Regions from separate parts of the Homo sapiens genome. Here region 2 is linked to region 1. Evidence: chromatin contacts called from ENCODE Hi-C or POLR2A ChIA-PET data. All regions are on one chromosome and are shown on one strand. Each heading gives the region's core, a stretch centred on a gene start or an enhancer-like site at or near the end of the contact. The rest is flanking DNA. Distances are from core to core; before and after follow the strand shown.

Region 1 (3,221 bases), core at 275-2,774:
CAATGGCAGTTTCACTTGTGCTGATCTTTATTTATGCAGAGCTGCACCACAGTGGGGGTCTCCATGGGCCTGCAATGATCGAGCTTGACCATCAGAAAGACCCTCCTCATGGCTGGGGAGACACTATGCATGTAACTCCTAACAGACATTGTTCTCCAGGGACTGGGAAGGAAACAGCATGTTTCTAACACAAGTTCATCAGTACTCAGAGATTCTTCAGAGCAAAATAATACTCATTTAAAGAATACATTTATCAGCAGCATAGAAGCAGTACCTGACAGCCTGAGTTCAAACCTCAGCAATACCAATTACTAATCCCAGGACCTTGAGCAAGATACTTACCTTTTCTATTCCTTGGTTTCCTCATTGGGAGGTAAAAGTAAACATCTCACTCATATGAAATTCATATGAAAAATGAACAAGATAATATAACTCTGAAGCTAGCAGGTAGGAAATGCTCATTTAAAGCTAGCTGTTTCTACTATCAACAAAAAGAGTCAAACTCTAAAATATTTTGAAGGGATTTATCCTGAGCCAAATATAAGTGACCACAGTCCATGACACAGCCCCAGGACATCCTGAGAACACGTGCCCAAGGTAGTCAAGATAGGGCTTGAATTTATACATCTTAGGGAGACATAAGACATCAATCAATACATGTAAGATGTTCATTGCTTCGGTCTGGAAATGCAGGACGCTGGAAGCAGGGGCTTCCAGGTCACAGGCAGATTCAAAGATTTTCTGATTAGCAATTGGTTGAAAAAGTTAAATTATTATCTAACGCCTCAGAATTAATAGAAAGCAATGTCTGAGTTAAAAAAAGCGTTTGTGGAGACCAGAGTTCCCATTATGCAGAGGAAGTCTCCAGGTAGCAGGCTTCAGAGAGAACAGATTGAAAATGTTTCTTCTCAAAGTTGATTCTCTCCTGGATTAGGAAAAAGGAAAGAAAAGGAAGGGGATTCTCTTCAGAATGGAGATTTTCCCCACAAGAGTCAGCTTTGCAGGAGTATTTCAAGATAGGGCAAATAAAACATATTTGGGGTTAAAATATTTTTATTTCCTTCTTTATCATGTGATGCTATGCCAGAGTCAGACTGGAAAGTAAGCCGCCTTATGTAGGCGTAAATAATACCCTTCTGATGAGACTTTGTGGATTGTAGCGTGTTACTCCCCAGGGCCCTTCAATAAGAATTTGGGCGAGAGAAGAAAAAGGTCAGTTTAGTCCTCACTACTATGATGAACTGCAATTTTACATGAGTCATAGTCTTAAACCCTGCAAGACCTACACAAGGTTCATTACAGACCAATTCAACTAACTTTTACGAAGCTTGGTGCTCTCACAAACGTAACTTCATTTAAGTTTTTCCAAACCTGGTTATAAAGACTTACTTATCTTCACTTTACACCTGAGGACACTAAAGCCCAGAGAGGAACAGTGATTCACCCAAGGGTGTGCAACAAGCCCCAGGTTGCCTGATTCTGAGTCAGAACTCGCTCCATAAGAAATATAACACCAGAGTGTCAACAACATGATCACCTTTCACAAGCCGGGAAGCAAATGCAGAGGGGCTTGGTGACCTGCCAGTGAGCTTCAGAGAATCCAGGTCAGAAGCTGAATTAGATCTGTCTTTGCAACCAAGAGCAGTTCTCCCACAGGACCCTGAAGGACCACCACTAAAGCTTTGTAAGAAAGCTTCCTATTCTTTATTCTGACATTGCCTTTTCTACCAGGGATGACATAGAAGCTCAATCCTGGCTTATTTTAATGCTTTGGATTTTTTTAATGCCTTCTCCCTATAAAGGGCTGTGGAAAAAGTTCATCATGTGCTCTTTGGAAAGGCTCCCTGGGCACCCAAAATAGATGCCTTCATGGTTAGATGTCACCAATAAAGCCCACTGTCTCCTAATAAAAGAAAGCAAAAGTATGAGGTTTCTGTAAAATGTTCAATAAATAAATGAAATGCTTTGAGAAGAGCATTGGTAAACAGAAATGTTTCTAGAGGAACTCATCAAACTGAGCCAAAGGAGAATGTTTTCTTGGAATTAAAAAGAAAGAAAAAGAACTGAGAAACCAGAAGAGGGACAGGAAAGCTGCCTCAAACGCTTGAAGAGCTATCATGTAAAAAAAGGAGCAAGGTGTGTTCCAAGTGTCTCCAAAGGAAAGAAGAGTAATGATCAGCACTACCAATGTTGCAACAGGCTGGGCAGAGGAGTCTAGGGGTTAAGGACATAAAACTGGAGCTTTGTGGGCTTAAATCCCTTTCCTGCAACACAGAAAGCTTCCATTTCCCCATCTGTAAAATGGGAATGACAATAACTACCTACCTCATAAGGCTGCTGTGCACATTAAATAGGATAATGAATCTCAAGGGCTTGCCACTATGCCTGGTGCATAGTAAGTCCTCCATGTCATGTCATCTGTTATCCTTGCTGTTGGGAGAAAGTGAATTCTTTGTCCTTGGCTGTATTCATGCAACAATTTATGATCAATGAGCTGCAAAGCTGTGTTGGGAAAAAGATGCATGCATTAGGCAAAGGGTCAGATTAAGTGACCTCTAAGCTTCCTTCCACACTTGGGTTTCAAAATTCTTTGTTTCATTGAAACTGTGGTTAATGTGAAGTCCTCTATTGGACTACCCTTCTGAGCTCCAGCTTTGGGGTTTTGTTTTTCCACTTTTGTACTTGCAAATCCTTGCTGAGGAGCAAAATCTGGAGAGTGAGTCTTCTTTTGCTTGGTGACTGCATTCCTGGAATTCCCAAGATTCCAGTCCCTTTTCCTCCTCACATTGTAAACATTAGGTTCTTGTGGGGAGGACAAAAAGGTCACTTTTCGAACAGCATTTGCTCCCAGACTCTCATCTGAATAATTCAACTCAACTTCATGAAAGCACCAGACTTTGGGCTGATCTCAAGCCTGTCTGACAGAACGGTGCTGATTTAGGCTAACAAGAGGTCATTGTTTGAGCTGGAGCTGGAGAATGGCCTCCTCACTTCTTGGTGAGCAGAACCAGGTACAGAACATAAAATGAGTTCAACGGACTCCTTGCAGTTGAACCAGTAGCAGCCAAGTGCCTTCCCAAATTCCCTTCTTAACAGGACCAAGCTCTTGAGGAGGAGGAGGCATTTATTGGGGGTTGCTACAAATTCGACTTTACTGCCACTGCCTTTATAACCACAATATAAAGTAACTCCCACAACACAGTGAAGATAAGCTCTTTAAA
Region 2 (3,221 bases), core at 492-2,991, 860 kb before region 1:
ACTTGAAGTGACCTTGCTGCTGTGTTCCTCCCAGCCTGCCTTCTCAAGTGGTTTGCTAGAAGCCAGCTTTACAACCCAATGTATTGCTAGATGACTTGGTTCTCCTTGTTGCAAAGAGTGCCAGTGTCACCGGGAAAGGTGAAACTCAGAGCTTAGACAGTAATTCATTCTTGCTTACTTAGCACACATTTATAAAGTGCTCAGTGTTTGCCGGAATCTGTTAAATGGAGTGGACACAAACAAGAGCAGCCCCAGTGGAACAGCCAGTGAAGTCTGTGGCTAGCCTATGATGTGGGACACAACACAGGGGTGCCCTCAGGGGCCTTAAGATTGCAGAGAAAGAATCCCCACTTTGCCTAAATTCCTGTTTGTTTGTTAGAACTGGGCCAATCATGCTATGCCTGGTTATGAAAGTGAGTCATCCATGCTGTTGAAATAAACAGGCAACATCAAAATGCTGAAGATAGTCAAATGTAATAGATTTTTCATAAGACATGTTGAAGATACGCCACTGGGGTGGCTTCCAGTGGTTTCCAGAGATTATTCAAGGTTTCTTCATGCCTTATAGAAGTGGCCAGTTGTTTGTTTGTTTTTGTCATAGCCCTATGGCCCTTTAAAATGCTCATTATACTCAGGAATTAGGCTGTCTCACTGAATCTGATAAGGGTCTTCACAGAGTTTGTATCAGAACACGTGCTATGTCCAGAAAGACAAAGTCATATGAGTGTCTTCAGAGGCCAAGAAGTGAAATACTAATCCTGATTTTTGTGCCAAAGACTAAAAATAATTCAAGCCCAGAGCACAGTGTATCACAGAGGTCTCATCAGCTGAGAAATCTTATTTTCCTTCAAAGTCCCGTGCTTTTCATATGCCTCCTTTATTTAAGTTCATTGGTTTATACTTCATGGAGGCAAGATCAAATACTGCACTTCTCGGTTCCTAAACTAGAGACATTATTATACCCTCATTCACCTAAGGAAAACACACAGTCTTGGAGAAGTTTCCCTTTCGGAGTTAATAAACAGGTTTTGATATCATGCTTCTGAGGAGACTGGGCTCAGATTTTACCTAACCACATTTCAGAGGCTCTTTGGGACTGCGAGATTAAAGCGGACAGCCAGGAGTTTCCTTAAACATGTTAGGTCTTACATATGGTTCTAACTATGGTCATGGTTTCAAGGGACTATGAGATAGACCTCACAAAGAATTGTTCTTGTGTCCGTGTTAGAAATTGGCTGTAGCTAGCTTGGCTTACAGACATACTTAATATTTTGAAAGTTTGAAACACTTTGAAGTTACTTTCAAAACTTCTGCTTCTTCTCCCTATTCTTTCTGACTTTCTCTTCCCACCCAAGAGTCAGAGCTGGATGTGAATTTCTTTGAGAGGGGTGGCTTGATCCTTATCTCTGCCACTCACATGCAAGGGAGGAACTCACAATATTATGAGGTGCTTACCTGTTACCAGGTTTATAAACAATCCCAAACATGGTGACTCTGTCTCCACAGGGCTCAACCTTGCCCAGTGCAGGTCCTGAAGCTCATGGCCTTAGTCCCACCCATTCACAGACTTGGCCCTTTGTCTGGGGCTCCTCCCCGTTAGAAGGTGAGGTAAGATATGTATCCTGCTGCTGTCATTGTCATCTCTGTTTTCGGAAGGCCTGGGCCAAGCCCAAGTACTGGCAGGCCTGTATGTTAGCTTGGAACCCTGCCCGGCTTGGCTTTTTGATTATGCTGCACTTCTAACACATGCAAGCTGGATTCTTGGCTTGGTCTGTTTGTGCTGCTGTAACAAAATACCTGGCCAGGCATGGTGGCTCATGCCTGTAATCCCAGGACTTTGGGAGGCTGAGGCGGGTAGATCACATGAAGTCAGTTCGAGACCAGCCTGGCCAACATGGTGAAACCCTGTCTCTACTAAAAATACAGAAATTAGCTAGCGGGGCATGGTGGTGGGGACCTGTAATCCCAGCTGCTCGGGAGGTTGAGGGAGGAGAATCACTTGAACCTGGGAGGCAGAGGGTGCAGTGAGCCAAGATCGTGCCATTGCACACCAGCCTGGGCAACAAAAGAGTGAAACTCCATCTCAAAAACAAAAACAAACAACAACAACAACAAAAACACACACACATCTTAGCCTGGGCGATTTATCAAGAACAGAAATTTATTTCTCACAGTTCTGGAAGCTGGAAGCCCAAGATCAAGGTGCCAGCAGGTTCAGTGTCTGGTGAGGGCCTGGTCTCTACTTCCAAGATGGCACCTTGAATGCTGCATCCTCTGGAGGGGATGAATGCTGTGTCAAAAAAAGCTGAATGCTGTGTTAAGGCTCATTTATAAAGGCCTTAATCCCACTCATGAAAGAGAAGCCCTTATGACCAAATCACCACCTGAAGGCCCTACTCTTAAATGCTGTTGTATTGGAGATTAAGTTTCAACATGAATTTTGGAGGGGACACAAATATTCAAACTATAGCAGCCTCTGAGTCCAACCCATTGGCTGGGACACTTGCTGGCCTAAATGAACATGGTCCAACAGAAATGTAGTGTGAGCCAGGCTTATGGGCCCTGGGCCACACATGTAACTTTTAATTTTTCTAGTAGCCTCATTAAAAAATGGAAAAAGAAACAGGTGAAATTAATTTGGCGGTGGTAGGGAGAAAATGGGGAGATATGGGTCAGAGGATACAAAGAGGCAGATATGTAGGATGAACAGTTCTAGAGATCTAATGCACCACATAAGGATGATAGGTAATAAAATTGTTCTGTATTTGGAAATTCGGCTAGATGAATAGATTTTAGCAGCTCTTGCCAGAAAAAAAGGGTAACGATGTGAGCTGATGGATATATTAATTTGCTTTACTATAGTGACCATTTTACTATATATATGTATCCCAATAACATCATGTTATATACCACAAATATACACAATAAAATTTATTTAAACATAATTTTAATAATATATTTTATTTAACCCAATATAACCAAAGTACTATCACTTCAATATGTAGGCAGTATAAGAAAGATTACTGAAATATTTAACTTTTTGTACACTAAGTCCTTCAAATCCAGTGGATTTTACACTTCACATCTCAATGTGGAACCACTTGTGACTAGCAGCTACCGTATTGGACAATGCAGGCCCTGACCCAATTCTGCTTAATTTGGACGTTGTTGTAACCTGGTTGTGGAGCTACCATTTTCTGTGAGGGCACCTCTGATGGGAG

The links. Hi-C counts contacts between places; a loop is a spot of excess contacts on that map. ChIA-PET counts read pairs that join two places held with the same protein, here RNA polymerase II (POLR2A).
Region 2: a map of gastrocnemius medialis shows a loop between it and region 1 (2.8-fold over the local background). The contact joins two enhancer-like sites. A Hi-C loop is called at or near these places in 1 of 168 maps with a recorded cell type or tissue (gastrocnemius medialis). POLR2A ChIA-PET finds 5 or more read pairs at or near these places in 1 of 52 experiments (activated CD4-positive, alpha-beta T cell).

The regions. Positions count from the first base shown.
Region 1 is chr9:105,911,299-105,914,519 of GRCh38, reverse strand. No RefSeq gene overlaps it. Among named protein-coding and RNA genes, the nearest start is that of TMEM38B, 220 kb to the right of the region's middle. Within about 2 kb of position 1,524, at least 6 of the 41 ENCODE cell types and tissues checked have a DNase peak (open chromatin) inside an H3K27ac peak, as active enhancers do; they include gastrocnemius medialis, where a contact is called at or near this core.
Region 2 is chr9:106,770,256-106,773,476 of GRCh38, reverse strand. No RefSeq gene overlaps it. Among named protein-coding and RNA genes, the nearest start is that of ZNF462, 91 kb to the left of the region's middle. Within about 2 kb of position 1,741, at least 3 of the 41 ENCODE cell types and tissues checked have a DNase peak (open chromatin) inside an H3K27ac peak, as active enhancers do; they include gastrocnemius medialis, where a contact is called at or near this core.